Regions from separate parts of the Mus musculus genome. Here all the other regions are linked to region 2. A link is a loop called in an ENCODE intact Hi-C map of the cell type or tissue named here. Cell type or tissue: left cerebral cortex. All regions are shown on one strand. Links, peaks and the distances in the headings refer to the core of each region. The heading gives the core; the rest is flanking DNA.

Region 1 (3,918 bases), core at 822-3,321, 290 kb after region 2:
TGTTCTTTTCTTTCCCTCTGTCTACTGTCATGCTTTGTGTAGTGGTCTGGGATGTAAGGACAGTCTATCTTTTTATTATTGTCTAGTGTGGCTTGAAAATCCTAGTTCATAACACACTGTAACTGTCCCCATTCCCCTCTTCATAGGTGACCTTTCAGAATCAGTATCCTTTGTGCTAGGTAAGGACTTTCTTCAGAACAGGAGAATTTTTCAAGAGGCCAGAGTATCTATCTAAGTTGACTTGGTCTCTAAGAACATTACCATCAAGGACCTAGCAGTGTTGACTATCGCAGCTGATAGTGTTCACCAGTGGCCATTAGGAAGGATCATATCAGGAGCTGGAGGCAGGGCAGAATTTGGTCCAGGTGAGGTATACTGCCCCCTTATTTGGTTGATAACTACTTTATGTGCCAAAATGAAGCCTAAGAGCAGTTAAACTTTCTGAACTATAAATACTTCCAAGAAATGAAGTGATAGTGAACACATTAGACAGATCTGGGACTTTTCCTACAAACATGATACTTATAACAACTTAAAGGTTAAATGGATATGAAATCTGGTCAACCTCTATTATTTTCCATTGTCTAGGCACTATTTCTTTTTAATTTTTAAATATGAGAAAATTTAGGTCACATTTGGTATAGCCATCTTATGCAGTAAGGCAAAAATAATTCAGACTTCTAGGCTCTTACTCCTAATACCTCATTTTAAGCATTTATCAATGGTGCCACTATTCCGCATCATTACATTATAGTCTTTATGATATGTCAATATTATTAAAATGTATAGTTGATTCAAATTAACAGTTAATAAACTCTTATGTCTTACAAAGAAGTCTGTTTTTTATTATTTCAATTATTCATCTGGTTTTAGAGTTGCCATTTTTATATTCAAGAATAAGCATATCAAACAAGGAGTATTTGAAATATATTGTCAATTACTTTAAAAAATTAAAACTAACTTCACTATTTTTATTTATTTTATAGATATATTTACTTGTATGTCTATGAGTGCCTTGCCTGCATATTTTTCTATATACTATGTGCATGCACGGTGTCAGAGAGAGGTCAGAAGAGGGGCAAATGGAATTACAGATGGATGTGATCTGCCATATGGGTGCTGGGAATGGAACCTAGGTTCTTTGCAAGAACAGCGAGTGCTTGTTTAACCATTGAACCATCTCTTTAACCCCTACATTTTAAAAATTTGTGTTAAAAACAATATGACAGTGTTTGCTGTTACTTGGTAAGCACAAGGGCTGAGGAAAAAGGAATCATATTCCCTGTAGTGTGTTCTCAACCTCTCAGTCCTTCGATTAGTTCCAATAGGAATCTCGTTAGAGCAGAGAAATACTTTCTTCTTAGCACGAGCCAGTGCAGTTGTTTTCTTGACTTTGTTTTCCATGGAATCTCTTCTGCATCATTTAAGTGAGGTTAATGCACTCATCAGAACCAATGGTTTGACCACACATTCCCTTGTTCATAAAGCCACGCCCAGATCCGAGGGTTGGCAAGTATCTGAGGATGCAGTTGGTGGACGGCATGTTCGCATTCTGTACCTTCCTAGCCTTGTAAGCCAGTGTGGAAATCACATAGGTCACAAGAATGGGCAATGCTGCTTTAGAAAGCATTTGCTGTTCTTGTTCTTTGTGAGACAGGATCTTTATGTGTCCTTGATAGCTTGCAAAAATATTATATAAATTTCAATTGCTTAGATGGAATTATAAAATCTAGGTTATTTTATATAAACTTAATAAGACAGAGAAAATTTATTAGCCTAAACTGGTGAAATTGTGCCACCTAGTGATCTTTACTAAAAAAAAAAAAATCCTTGTGGGTTTTAAAGAGTGTTTAAGTTTGTAGAATATTAAATGTTTACAACAAATCTAGAAATTTATTTGTCTGGTGTATAGTATAAATTTAGGGTGTGATTAGCTTTTTTGGGTGTTTTTTTCCTTTATTTTCAAGTTTTTTTATGATAAAGTTTATAAAACTAAAAAACAAACAAACAAAACCCACAAGCACAAAAATGAAAACAGAATTAGAAGCCATTTCTGCAAGAGTGTATTCTAGTCCCTAGGAATTAGTGTGTATTAGTGTATACATTCTAGGTATTTCTAAGATGTGCTTTATTGAGTGTGAATCCACCTATTCTCTGGATTGTATTCATGTAAAGTAGTAATAAGACTGTGCGATGAAGATCACTAGGTAGTGAGATTCTTGGTGGCTCATGGTGGACAGGGAAGAAGACAGCTGTGTGGTTGAGGTCTTTGACTTCCTTACCTTGACTAGGCTACCACATGACCACTACAGGCCATTTCCTGAGACCACTAGAATCAGTTTTGTTTGTGTTTTACAGGAGGAGAAAAATTGTTATTTGGTTACATTAGGAGAAACGGGGGGGGGGACTTTTATTTTTATTTTTCTAGCATCTAAAATCGACATAAAGCTTTGGTCCTTTGTCTAGGCACGGATTCGTTTACATTTAGACTTGTTTGATTACTTCTGAAAACCTGGTTTTCATGTTTAAAGAAAGAAAACATATCCAATTATCAGTGAGTGCATATCATGTGAGTTCTTTTGTGATTGGGTTACCTCACTCAGGATGATACCCTCCAGATCCGTCCATTTGCCTAAGAATTTCATAAATTCATTGTTTTTAATAGCTGAGTAGTACTCCATTGTGTAAATGTAACACATTTTCTGGATCCATTCCTCTATTGAGGGACATCTGGGTTCTTTCCAGCTTCTAGCTATTATAAATAAGGCTGCTATGAACATATTAGCCCAGAAACTTAGAATACTCAAGATATAATTTGCAAAACACACGAAACTCAAGAAGAAGGAAGACCAAAGTGTGGATACTTTGTCCCTCCTTAGAATGGGGAACAAAATACCCATGTAAGGAGTTACAGAGACAAAGTTTGGAGCTGAGATGGAAGGAAGGACTACGCAGAGACTGCCCCATCTGGGGATCCATCCCATAATCAGCCACCAAACCCAGACACTACTGCATATGCCAGCAAAATTTTGCTGATATGACCCTGATATAGCTTTCTCTTGTGAGGCTATGCCAGTGTCTGGCAAATACAGAAGTGGATGCTCACAGTCATCTATTGGATGGAACACAGGGCCCCCAATGGAGGAGCTAGAGAAAGTACCCAAGGAGCTGAAGGGGTCTGTAACCCTATAGGAGGAACAGCAATATGAACTAACCAGTACCTCCTGAGCTCAAGTCTCTAGCTGCATATGTAGCAGATGGCCAAATCGACCACCATTGGGAGGAGAGGCCCTTGGTCTTGCAAAGATTCTATGCCCCAGTACAGGGGAACAGCAGGGCCAGTAAGCGGGAGTGGGTGGGTTGGGGAGCAGGGCAGGGGCAGGGTATAGGGGACTTTCGGGATAGCTTTTGAATTGTAAATGAAGAAAATATCTAATAAAAAGATTGTTTACAAAAAGAAAGAAAGAAAGAAAGAAAGAAAGGAAGGAAGGAAGGAAGGAAGGAAGAAAGAAAGAAAGAAAGAAAGAAAGAAAGAAAGAAAGAAAGAAAGAAAACTTAGGCAGCCAGGTGTGGACGCTCATGTCTTTAATCCTTGTACTCCAGAGACAGGTGCGTCTCTGAGTTTCAGGCCAACCTGGTCTACACAGTAAGTTCCAGGCCAGTCAGATCTACAAAGAGAGACTGTCTTAATCCACACACCTCCATCCAAACCCAAACAAACAAACAAACAAACAAACAAACAAACAAACAGAAAAACCTTATAGGTTGAAGCTAACCTAGATAAATTTGGGCACCTAAAAAACAAAAACAACAAAAATAAGAAACAGAAAAAGACAAACAACCCAGCTGTGCAAGTGCATCACAGTTCTTGTCAAATGTTAAATTGTTTTAAAAGAATTAGCTTTGTAAAACAAAAAA
Region 2 (3,918 bases), core at 691-3,190:
GACTACACATTGATTTTTAGAAACACCAATCAGTCCCGGAAGGGAGGGGAAATTTGTGGATGTAAGGGGCTAAGCCTCTGAGTTGCTAAACGTGGGCAGACACAGCAAGTAGGTGTTCTCTGTCTCAAGGACTGTCCTCTATTTGTTTCAGATGCCTTGGGAACATTACAAAACACAGATCCCAGACCCTGACCCTGCCATTCTGGTGTGTGTGTGTGTGTGTGTACATATACACGTACACATATACATATATATGCTTAAGCTTTATGAACATTTAATACACAGTGGACCTAGATAAAAGTTACAGCTTTTATAAGAAAGTAATTGCCAGCAGCCCCTGGAAACTGTCATGTTAACCTGCTGGAAAATACCAGCGTAAGTGTCTTTCTCTTGTGAAGTGTTACTGAAGGATACTTTTTAAGAACAAATGTAAGGAAAAGCTTCCATTTCACATAGCACTTTTAAGACCAGGCAGGACAGTGTGTCCTAAGACTTGAGAAAGGCCTCAAGAAAAGCAGATACAGAAAGCAGACCTATTTTGATTTTAAAGAAACTTGTCGGGGACTGAAGATGGGCAAGCCCTGTTGATGTCTCTTTACCTGATGCTGTGGGGCCTGGTTATTCCCTCCATGCTGTGGCCAGCAGCAGAGCGGTTATAGTTACAATGGTGCTTTGTTTACAAGGCTCAAAACTAGCAGAAGTTTTGTCCTTGCAAAGACCATGGACTTTGGGGAAAATTACCATTTTTAAAAAAAATTTCTATTGTTTACTGGTTCCCACAAAGATTGCTTCTGTAATATATACTTAAAAATTACTATTCATAAAAAAGAACAGTAAAAACCAGAACTTCTCATCAGAGAGTGGATGAAAACTCCTGTTTCTTTTCCCAGGGTATAGCCCCCTTGACATTTCTGTGGGTTCGCTTCCTGCCCCAGGTCCCAGGCTGACTCCCCTCCAGGAGCATCTTAGAAGTTACTCTGGTCTAAGCTTTTGCTTCTTCGGAAAGGCCTTGGCTCACTCTGGACTGGTGTTTGTGTGGGCAGGAATGGAATCATTTTGCAGCGTGTGGCTCTCCCAGCGCGCCTGTTTCCGGCTCTCTTGGAGAAGAGCCCTGGGAAGCCAGTGGGCGAACAATGGGGGTCGGAGCCCAGTGACCTGGCAGGCCTTCCCCAGCAAGCTTTGCCATTTATACATTGGTGCTTGCTCCTTCTCTTGGGAAATCTGTGCAGACCTCCAAGGAAGGACTGGGAACTTCTCCATAAACTCTGGCTACTGTGGCCAGGAAGCTGGAGCAGGGAACGGTAATTGTGAGACACTGTCAGCAAGTGGAGACTAATGTACAGCAAATGTAGCTGTAGGCAGGGCTGAGTTGTGACTTAGAGTGGAAACATGACTAGGGGCACAGTTATCAGATGTTTGGATCCAGGAAGCAGGGGACAGAAACTAAACTCTAAAGATACCAAAACCATCTTAATGTTCCCCTAGCCTTTAATTTTATTATTTTATTTTATTTTTGAGAGACTTGCCATAGCAGCAGAATCTATTACAGTGTGGCTTTTAAGACATTCTTGGTTTTCGGAATTAATTGGTTCCCTCTGGAGGCCTGCAGCTTCCTTTGTCCCAAGGTTGAGCCATCCCCTCCCAGTTAGACCGAGCTAGACACCCTGGTCCTTCATCTCCACTTCTAGAAACAAGGGCTAAAGTAAATGTACTTTAAAAGTCAGAGAGCGGGTGGAGACATAGTTTTACAAGGTATGCATGAGTTCCACAAAGAACCAGTGTCCAGCAAAACAAACGACCCATGTGGTCCTCACCTCCAAGAACTTCTGGGCCGATTAGGACAGGAAAGTTTTAGTGGCCTGCCCTCTAGTGTCAGCCACGGAGAACCACAGCTGGCTGGTGTTGGAAGGGAGGTTCCTTGCGGATGGATGCAAGCCGCATTCCAGCGTTGGGAAATGGATATGGGCCGAGGGCAGGTGTTTAATAAGAGTAGGTGCTTTCCTACTTCACAGTCCTGAAAGCTGGGTCTCGTTCTGGGAACCCAGGCACGGGACATCTTGTTCTCATCAATATCTGCGTTGGGAAATGGATATGGGCCGAGGGCAGGTGTTTAATAAGAGTAGGTGCGTTCCTACTTCACAGTCCTGAAAGCTGGGTCTCGTTCTGGGAACCCAGGCACGGGACATCTTGTTCTCATCAATATCTAGGTGCTGATCTTGCCACTGGCGTTTTATTACCTTGTTGCAGCAGGGTTTGGCAGGCCTGGTGGAAGCTGGCCCTGCCTCCTGTATCGTCTCAGATGCAGTTTCTAGAAGATGATATTCACTGCCACCAAGTGTTCACCAGCCACTCTGGGGGTGCTATGTCTTCCAGGCACCTATCATCCTAGTGGGGGTGGTATGATAAACGGCATCCCCTCTCAGAGCATAGAATCCCCACTGGAGGGGTTTGTGTGAGCCATGATCCAGGTCCTAAGCCGCACCTCTGGTCTTCAACACTGACTGTACAGGACAAAGGGAGCAGACTTTCCTGGACTTCCCGTTAAAACAAGACTGATTGAGAATCTAGTGGTGTTAGCTTTGATTTGAGAATTACTATCTCCTTTTTCGGAAATGGTCAAAGATTTCTATCTTGTTTTGGTCTTTTGCTTTAACACAAAAGGTTATCAATTAGCTCCAACAGGCCTGATAGTCCTTGTTCTGTATCTCGGGCTGCCTTCAAACTTGGAGCAATCTCCCTGTATCAAGCTTCCAAGAGCTGTGCCAACAAGCTCAGACCTTCTCGCTACAACCTTTGATTTTAGAGACGGGAGAAACCATGGCTTATACATGTTAGGAGTTTATCATGGGTTCAACTGTGTCTTTCAATATTATATTCCCTGAGATTCAAACTCAGGTCCACGGAGTGCAGGGAACCCTCCTGATAGGAAGCTAGCCTGAGGTTCTCATCAGCTGACTGGAGGCAGCTGACCACTGTGCGGTATATGACAACAGTCTGCTTTCTGCTCTTGTAATGTCTTGCTGAGTCCCAGTTTTGTTAAGATAGGCTCTTGGTGTATATCTTGGGTTAGTTAGCTTTCAGCTTGCTGTGTAACTCATGCTGCATTTGAACTCATTCCCCTGGCTTCCACTTCCCAAGTACTGGAATCACTGGTGTGCACCACTATGCCTGGCCAGTCTTGCCACCTTTTCTGGGGTATGTTAAATAAAGAATGCATTATTATATTTAAGATCATGGCAGTGCATTCTGTATTTAATCTTAAAAGCCACCTGCTACAATGATTAAGATCGCATCCATAAAATGATCGGTGCCTTCTGCAGTCTCCTTGTGTTGTCACCAAAACAACCCAGTAGTTCCCTAACAGTTGCAAGCAGCCACTGGGGCCAACAACCCATCTGTCCCTTGACCCCACAGCGTATGGTTGTATAAGTATATTCTACTCCAGGCACTGCTGCAGGCTCTCAGGAAAGTTTCAGAACTGTAAACCAAAGTGGAATTACCCCAGGCCAAAAGTCTTAAACTTGTTAAGAGTTGAACTACCATTTTTCCAGGGGCAAATAAGCCAGCAGTGGCTCTCAGCCTTCCTAATACTTCAGCCCTTTAACACAGCTCCTCATGCTGTGGTGACGCCAAACATTACATTATTTCCTTGCTACTTCATAACTCTGATTCTGTTGTTACGAATCACAATGTAAGTATCTGATATGCAGAACACCCAATACGTGACCCCCTAAGGGGTCTTTACACCCCAGGTTGAGAACCACTGCTAAAGGCTCCAAGAAGGAAGAGGTCTATGAGATAAGACCTGGGGCAGGGGCGGGAGGAGGAGCTTATGATTTCCAGACTCCGGGCAGGAAGGGAAGGTGTGGCCAGGGAAGGGTTGTAGGGGACCCAGCATGGGAAGGTAAAACTGGAACC
Region 3 (3,918 bases), core at 831-3,330, 380 kb before region 2:
GTCAGGATACTTTCTTGCCAATGGATTGGTTTGTGCTGTAACCAACCCTGAAGCTCAAAACAGGATATTTAGGTTGTCTTTTTCCTTTCTTTGGATAGAGATTCTCCTGTTTCTTTGGGTGGCCTAGAACTTGCCATGTCACTGAATTTAAAGTCCTGATCCTCCAGCATGCTGGGTTTATGTGGTGTTGGGGGGAATCTAGGCTGGATGAACACTCTATCAACTGAGCTACAACTCAGCACCCTAATGCTGTCTTCTCATAGAAATTAACCAGACATCACTTTACAGACAACAGAAAATAAGGGGTCAATTATAATTACTTTGGTTAGTGTTAACAGATTTGTACATAGAAATTCACCTATGTGTTTAGTTCATAGAGCTATGTCTACTTGAGAATCTACTCACGCCAACTTAAACAGAAGCTTTCGTTTAAAATCACTTCTGCCATCCTGGTAAACAAAAACACGAGCAGGCACTGGCTTTGAGTTCTTACACAGCCTCAATTATGTGTTAGTCAACCCAAGCATCCATTATGTACTCAATAATAGCTATGACACAGCTCTGGACAACAGCAATGCCATGGAGAGGCAGACACGAGATAGCCTGCTTACACTGCTTTTCCTGGCGGTAACATTTTTAAGCTGCGTGGAAGCCATGAGATCCTGGCTCCCTCATTAGGAACTTTACCCAACAGTGCTTTGACGGCCTGGTAACTTAGAAGAAAATGTAGCATGCCAGTTCTGTTTGTTAGTTGTTATGAACATAAGTTCATGAACACGAAGTTTCTGTTGAGAGCAGCTACATTCCCTTTAAAACTGCATCGGTGTACGCAACAAAGTAAAGAAAAGAAAATTTTAAGACACTGTTAAGGCTTGGGGATATAGCTCAGTTGGTAGAGTGCTTGCCTAGCGCTCAGGAAGCCCTGAGTTCCATCCCTATCTCAGCAAAAAAGTGCTCTCCCAACCCACCCCCACGCCCAGCACGCGCCAGTAATCCCGATACTTTGTGGGGGGGAGGTGGAAGCAGGAGGATCGACAGTTCAAGGCCATCCTCCCCTATACCTCAAGTTCAAGGCCATCCTGCGCTTCAAAAGACCCAGGGTCAAGAAGCAAGATTGCTAAAACAGCAGCGGAGGCGGAGGGAGCTGGTCCTTAAGGAAGGCACGCGCTTGCTTCTAGATTCCGAAGCGTTTTCAAAGCTGGTTACAGTCCTTACCACAGCACACCCTTGTGAGGTAAGTGTATTATCATCTTTGGTTCATAAATGAAAAAGTTGAGGCACTGAGCGTATTAAGTCACTCGCCTAAGGAGTATGAGTCAACGTCAAGAGTCATAGTTGACCCGGTTTAACGACTCCTGACCTTCAGTCCAGGGCTGAGTCAGCGGAGCCCCGAGTGGCTTCCCTGGCTGGCACCTGGACGTAGGCTATTTCCGTCCACGTCCAAGCAGAATACTGGAACCGATTGGACAGAACTTCCAAACTTTCACGTCCAGCAAGATTCACCCCTGACGCCTTCATCTCAGGACTGGGAACAGGAAAAGCCGACGCGTGCACTCCCCTTCCCCAAACGAGTGAGAGGGTACCGTGGGGCAAGCCCGCCCACCCGCTTGGGCAGCGATGGTAGCAAGGGACCACCCGCGTTAGTGGACCGGGGACTGGGGAGACGCAGACCACATCAACGACTCTCCATCGCCGCCTCTTTCAGAAACCAAGAGAAAATGGTGGGAGGCGAAAAGAAAAACTAAATAAAAAGCAACTTGTCTTAGGACCTCAGCTAAGCAAATGAAGCCTTCTTGCGTGTGCTGAGCCTGCAGTTCTCAACCTTCTAGGAAAGATGGGAGGACTGGGCGACAGAAGGCACAGCAGGAATGCCCCGCAGTGAGTGCAACCGGAGCTCTGCCCGCTGCCCAGCAGAGGCCTAAATCCAACTCGGCAGGAAGCGCCCGCGGCGCCGGGAGCCACGCACCCTCGCCAGCGACCACGTGATCACTTTTTTTTTTTTTGGAAGAAAAAAAAAAACTTCTTGCCTTAAGAAAAAAAAAAAAAAAAAAAAAAAAAAAGACTCCACTTCCCAGAAGCCTCTCCTTCCCCAAGCAGCTGCAGTCTTGCGCAGGCGCCGCTAGGGCCAAACGGACACGTCCGTCACGTGGGCAGGAGCCGGCCAATCCGGTTTGAATCTCATTTTTTTCCTCTCGCCCCCCCTTCAGGAGCGGTTGTGCGATCAGATCGATCTAAGATGGCGACTGTGGAACCGGTGAGTATTGCCTTCGGCCCCCACCCCCGAGCTCCCCGCGCTCCGGCTTCCTCCGCTCAGGGACTCCCGCAGGACGGCGTTACCGGCGCGCACGGCGCCTCCCGCCGCGTCCGGTCCCTGCCCGCCCCCGGCCTGACCTTCGGCGGGCAGCCTCGGCGCCGGGAGGCTGGCGGCGGCAGCGTGGAGCGCACACGCCGTGTGGGGGCCCGGGCACCGGGGCGGTGGGGGGAGGGGCGCCGCGCGGGGCCGCGATGCGGCGGGCGGAGGGCGGCTCGGGACACGGGCGCGGGGATCGGCGTGGGGTCCCGGGGTCTCGGGGGGGCGTGGGGCGGGCGGCTCCTAGCGGGCACCGTGGCTGGTGGGCGGCGAGCCGGCCCGAGAGAGCCGGAGAGGGAGCCCGAGGCAGCGGCGCCTCGCCGTCGCCGGCGACCCGCCGCCGGGGGTCCTCGTGCGGGCCGCGCTCTGGAGCTGCGGAGGAGGGTGGGCTGGCGGAGCCCACCGGTGGGCGCGCGGGAGCTGGGCGGGCGCGTCCCGCGGGGAGCCGGGGGCCGTGGCGTTGAGTAGGGGAGCATGCTCAGGGGTCGTGTCGCGCACCTCCCGGCGCCGGGGACAGGGGCCGGCTGAGGTGGGGATCACATTGTCCTGGCCCCTCCACGCCGGGACGGGGCTGTCATGGAGGAGGGAAGGGGGAGGAGCGAGGCCTACAGATCGCCGCCGCGGGTCGGCTGGCCGGAGACCTGCATTTCACACGCGCCGGGCTTTCCATTCATTCATCCTCGGGGCGCAGCGCGCACGCCTCCGAGGACCGGGTAGATTCTTCCGCTCTTAAGCCACCACCAGATCGTCTGGGAGATAGCCAACGAACACTTAATTTTAGAAATAGGAACTTTCAAGATTACCTTTTCTTAAATTAAAAGAAAAAACATTTTTTTTTAAAGCATGGTGGGGGCAGTGGCGCGAGCCGCGACTTGCGAGTGGAGGTCAGAGGACAGCTTTTAGAGTCCCGAGGATCGAGATTCAGGCGCTTTTCTCGAACCATCACTTAAGCTCATCAGCATTTGCTTTTCCATTTGATGTTTCCTTCTTAACTTTATACTGCTTCCCTCTTAATGAAAGCGCTATTTTGAAATTAATTGAAGCAAGATGCACATAGAGCATCACGGCGTAACTCCGGTAGCCCGAAGGTGGTGATTTTTTTTTTTTTTTTTTCTTCTGTCATGGTTTGGGTTTGCCAGCAGCTGGCTCACTGGCCATCCATCGCAGGTTTTTTTTTTTTTTTTTAAGGAATGTCACACATGTGTGAAAGTCTCAGGCGCATAAAGGCATAGACTAGCAACCAGAAACCTCTGTAGAACACCTTTGCCAGATGTTTTAAAACTCACCGATAGACTGAATATGAATAATTTGATATGTTTGCAAAATGGCCTTATCTTGGCAAAATTCAAGACAACTTTTTGGGAGTGGAGACATGATTTACTTGTTCTTTATTGACATCAGTTTTCCTGGCATTTTGCAAAACTGCATCATAAGTTGTTGGTGAAATTAACTTTAGAATATCAATGTAAGAGCAAGAGGGGAAGCATTTAAATGTAACCTAGACTCTTGACAAGTTCTCCTGTCTCCTGATTGAATCTTCTACTTTTCTCTACCAGTGTTAGAGGAAA
Region 4 (3,918 bases), core at 685-3,184, 110 kb before region 2:
ACATGCAACAGGAGTGGATTTTAAGTGAGTTGTATATCAAAGTATTTTTTTAAAGGCTCATGTTTAAATGTAAGGCAACTCCTTATAAATTTTGTTATCAATTATAGCTTTTTTTATCGGTAGGAAGGAGTTCAAGTTTCAAAGCATGTAAAAGTGACGTTTTAGATTATAATCTGTGCAAAACGGGGAACTGTTCATATGCTCAGGCTATCACTCCATTTTAATTCTCTCTAAACAAACTTCTGGATTCTATTATTTTCAGAGGGCTTTGGAGACCATTTTAAAGTGCATGTTTTCCCAGGATTTTCCTGTACCTCTTTGGCAAGCTTCATACTTACATTGTTTCAAAAGTATAAATAACAGCAGAAGAGAGCTCTGTTTTTGGCATACTCCTTTGTCCTTTCCTGTTGTCCTGATTCTTTTATGTTAAATCAGCCTGCAGTTCCCGTCCCTTCTGCCTTTGAACTTAGAACATGGGCTCCCGGTCCTTTGCAGGCAGACCCAATGAAGAGAAAGCATACTGTGCATGGCAGAAACTGGGTAGGACAGAATGCGGGTGCCTGCCTGCCCAGAGCGAGGGTAGTGAAGTGTGGGAGCAAATTGCTACTTGATAAGCACTTTGGGTTTGGAAATCTGGTGTCACCCACCTGTGTCCCGTGTGGTAGCGCCTATTCTTTATCCTCCCCCCCCCCGCCCCCTCGCTCCTCCTCCTCCAGGTCCTGTGGAGTCAGCTACTTAAACTCATGGTCTAAGACCTCAAAATTTCACAGTGATCTGTCGTCACAACAAATCTAAAATAATAAAAGGTAATTATGTTTCTGAAGGTACCAGTCTTTTGCATGCTTAGGACTGAGTGTGCATTAAAGTGGGCTATTGAGTTTTTGAGGGGAGGGGACTGGGGTGTGATAGTGTGTTCGGGTCTAGGGCCAGGCTGTATGTGGTCTACCCTACGGTTGGTGGCCTGGACTTGCCCTTTTCCTAGAAAAAGCAGATCAGAAAGAACAGGCAGTTCTGGCCCAGCTTCTTGACGATCACCTTTAACCCCCTCAGTGCTGACATCTGGGCTGATGGAGCCCGGGCCCTCTTGGGGATGTGGTGTAGGTCAGGAGGCTTGGGTGTTCTGCCCATCAGGGCCCTGAGGAACCCTCTGTTTTTGGGGAGATAGCTTATTTTGTGAGCTTGAGGAACTCAGCTCTGAGTTGAGAATGCCATTTCACAGGGTGTGATACTTAGCCATGTCAACTTCCATGAGGTTTACGGTCGCCTAGGCGACAAATCTCTGGGTGTGTCTGTGAGGGGTTTTCTGGGTGAGGTTTACTAAGATGGGAAGACCCACCTAACAGTCAATAAAAAGGAGACCGTGAACTGAGAGGGAGCAAGTCTCTTTATGCTTCCTGACAGCAGATGCAACCAGGCCAGCTGCCTCGGGCTTCTGCCGCTGTGACTCTCTGATAGAATGGACATCACCCAGTATCTGTGAGCCAAAATAAGGGCCCCCTTCCTTAAGTTGCTTTATCAGGTACTTTGTCACAGCCAGAGGGCAAGTAATCACTGCAGAGGGATGTCTAGAACATTAGATGTGATGAGGGAGTGTGGTAGGCCTTTGTAAACCCTTCTCTGTTGGGAAGCTGGCTTTGGACCAGCTGCCGTGGAGCCGAGCCGACTGCCTGGTAACGCCTTGTGATGTCTGGTAACGCCCTGTTCATTTTATAAATCCAGGGGACGCGGAGGGAACAAGGCCAGAATAATTTGCAGTCACAGGTGCTGCTTTGTTAGCAGCACAGCCTTTTTGAGATGGGGACAGTGTCCCTTCATTTCCTGGTTTGCTCTGCACGTCAGTTTAATACACAGGCATGTGACTAGAATCACAGACCATGGCTGCCAGGCTCCGAGTAAATGCGCTCACTGGAGGCTCATTACCTGTGATTGCAGACACAGGGAGGAGATTTGACTGTGGAAATGGAGCTTGATGTGCTATTGAAATAACTTGGCAGGTCGGTAGGAAAGGCGTGGGGGGTGAGTAGAAGGTGGGGGGGGGGCTCCCACAGTGATATCCCCTCCACACATCGGTAGCAAGCAATATTGTCCCATCTGATGAGACATGCACTGTATTTTGTTCTGCTCTACAAATAAGAAAACTCCTATCTATACTTATCACAAAGTGATGAAATTTTGGGGGATCATGATAAGTATTTTTTAAAAGCTTAATTGTATTATTGGTGTTCCAGCTTCGGACTTATTTCTGGTGCCCTATAAGTGGCCAGCAGCCTGGTCCCTGGGTGCAGATCTAGGCAGTGGGAGAAAGGAAACAATTATCCAGCAAATGCGAAGAAATCCTGCCAAGGAGCAAGAAAGACACCCCTCACCCCCTGGCCAATTACAGAAAATTGGTGTTTATAGGGAATTAAGTTGTCTGGTAATGATGCTTTCTCTTCCTTTGTCTGGTAGAGCCATCGTCAGAGCCATAAGTGAAAGAAAGCCAGAGTGTTTCCGGCCTCTGTGCTGAGGCGGTGACCCTGCCTGTAAGCACCCACCTTTGGGGGCTCAGCCGCATTGGGAGCAGGATTGAGCTTACTTCCAGGAGCCTAGTTGACCCTAAAATACAGTGAAGCGAGTGAGGTGTGTTTATTCCAGCTTGCTGGCTCTGCTTGCTATGCGGGAACTTGGTGTTCTGGTGTACAGCTGTCTGGTGCTAAAGATGACTTGGGTCTGGGTTGCAGCCCGTGTCGATCCTGGGAAACTCTCTTCCTATGTTGGGAACATTGAGAGGGTCCTGGGGTGTGACTCTAGTCTCAACAGCGCTGCCTTCTTACATCACTCTACCTGTCCTGGATCTGCTTTCCCACGGGAACAATGTCACGGTACTTTCTAGGCACCGTCTACAGTTTGTAATCTATCTTCTCACCCGAAGAATGGTATGGCACGTGACAGACATGAAGACATCTTTAGAAAACAAAGCTCTCCACGAGTGTAAACTGTGACTGATGACACACTCAGTGACCTTATCTGAGAGCTCATATTAGAGAGACAGTATTTGCATCTTTTAGGGGCCCATGTACCAAGGTAAAGCCGTGGCTTCCCTCCTTGAAGCCCTTTAGGGCACATCAAGATGCCTCAGGGGACTGAATCTAAGCATAACTGGATTTTATTTGCTTTCCACTTCTCCTTTGTTTAATCTGCTCTGTTCTTTATTTCCGAGTACTGGGAAGGATAGGAAATATGTAAGATTTTTCATATCAGTAAACAGAAATAAATGGGAGGCCCGTGGAAAGAGAGAAGAGACTATATTAAACATATTCAAAGCAAGAGGCAGGAGAAGGGAGTCTGTGAAAGTTGGCAGCCGGCAACCCCAAGGTTCGTCTTAAGAAATGACAGGCTTGGAGAGTGAAGCGCGGGGCTGTAGCATTTTTGGAAAATTGAAGTTAACACCAACGCTGCCCTTTCTTTGCTCGGCGAGACATATGGCAGGGACAGATTCCTGTGATCCTCTGCAGTCGTGTGACATTGGCGCATTTGGCTCGTTTTTTTTTAAAAAGGCTCAGCAAAGTCTTAGGAGACAGAACGCCTCTTTACCTCTTTCATCCTGTGGGCCCACGAGGAAGTTAATTCCTTTTTAACTTTTTGAGACATACTGGTTTCACAAAACAGGAAAATAAAGGGTCTCTCAAAGGACTGAGATAGACTAACCAGTCTGCAGAGTAGGCAGGAGCAGGCTGAGCGACAGGACAAGACAGGATGGCTGGCAAAGGGCGTGGTGAGGGCATGGCGGTGGTGCTGCATGCCTTGAGGCCTTGCATCGGATCCCCACCGTATGAGCATAGGATCACCTGCGGGAGGACACTGCAGAGGACTAGAAAGCTTATGGCCCATGTCAGAGCACCGGGGTGCTTCTGTACTGTACCTGTCCTGCGTACTGCA

The links. A loop is a pair of places that touch in the nucleus more often than their neighbours do. Peaks named below come from ENCODE experiments on the same cell type or tissue, not always from the same donor. Only the 100,000 strongest peaks of a DNase experiment are listed, where the experiment ranks them.
Region 1: a loop joins it to region 2, with 3 times the contacts of the local background. A loop is called at or near these places in 7 of 42 quality-filtered maps.
Region 3: a loop joins it to region 2, with 2.1 times the contacts of the local background. A loop is called at or near these places in 4 of 42 quality-filtered maps.
Region 4: a loop joins it to region 2, with 2.2 times the contacts of the local background. A loop is called at or near these places in 6 of 42 quality-filtered maps.

What each region holds. Positions count from the first base shown.
Region 1 is chr3:139,192,329-139,196,246 of GRCm38, forward strand. It overlaps the pseudogene Gm4862. Among named protein-coding and RNA genes, the nearest start is that of Stpg2, 12 kb to the right of the region's middle. In left cerebral cortex, for the core only: a CTCF peak has its summit at 1,794 (motif pointing left); no DNase peak of the experiment used is centred there.
Region 2 is chr3:138,904,672-138,908,589 of GRCm38, forward strand. No RefSeq gene overlaps it. Among named protein-coding and RNA genes, the nearest start is that of Tspan5, 160 kb to the left of the region's middle. In left cerebral cortex, for the core only: a CTCF peak has its summit at 1,875 (motif pointing left); DNase peaks (open chromatin) are centred at 1,170, 1,880 and 2,262; H3K27ac peaks cover 471 bases.
Region 3 is chr3:138,525,061-138,528,978 of GRCm38, forward strand. Eif4e (eukaryotic translation initiation factor 4E) reads left to right here and starts at 1,131. Exons shown (of 8, transcript NM_007917.4): 1 at 1,131-1,234; 2 at 2,208-2,254. The coding sequence starts at 2,237. It overlaps Mir1956 (microRNA 1956), which reads left to right and starts at 1,361; the gene lies at 1,361-1,425. In left cerebral cortex, for the core only: a CTCF peak has its summit at 2,118; DNase peaks (open chromatin) are centred at 2,158 and 3,022; H3K4me3 peaks cover 2,273 bases; H3K27ac peaks cover 1,710 bases.
Region 4 is chr3:138,799,466-138,803,383 of GRCm38, forward strand. The region is part of intron 1 of Tspan5 (tetraspanin 5); the gene reads left to right. Among named protein-coding and RNA genes, the nearest start is that of Tspan5, 59 kb to the left of the region's middle. In left cerebral cortex, for the core only: no CTCF peak of the experiment used is centred there; DNase peaks (open chromatin) are centred at 1,738 and 2,886; H3K4me3 peaks cover 477 bases; H3K27ac peaks cover 2,364 bases.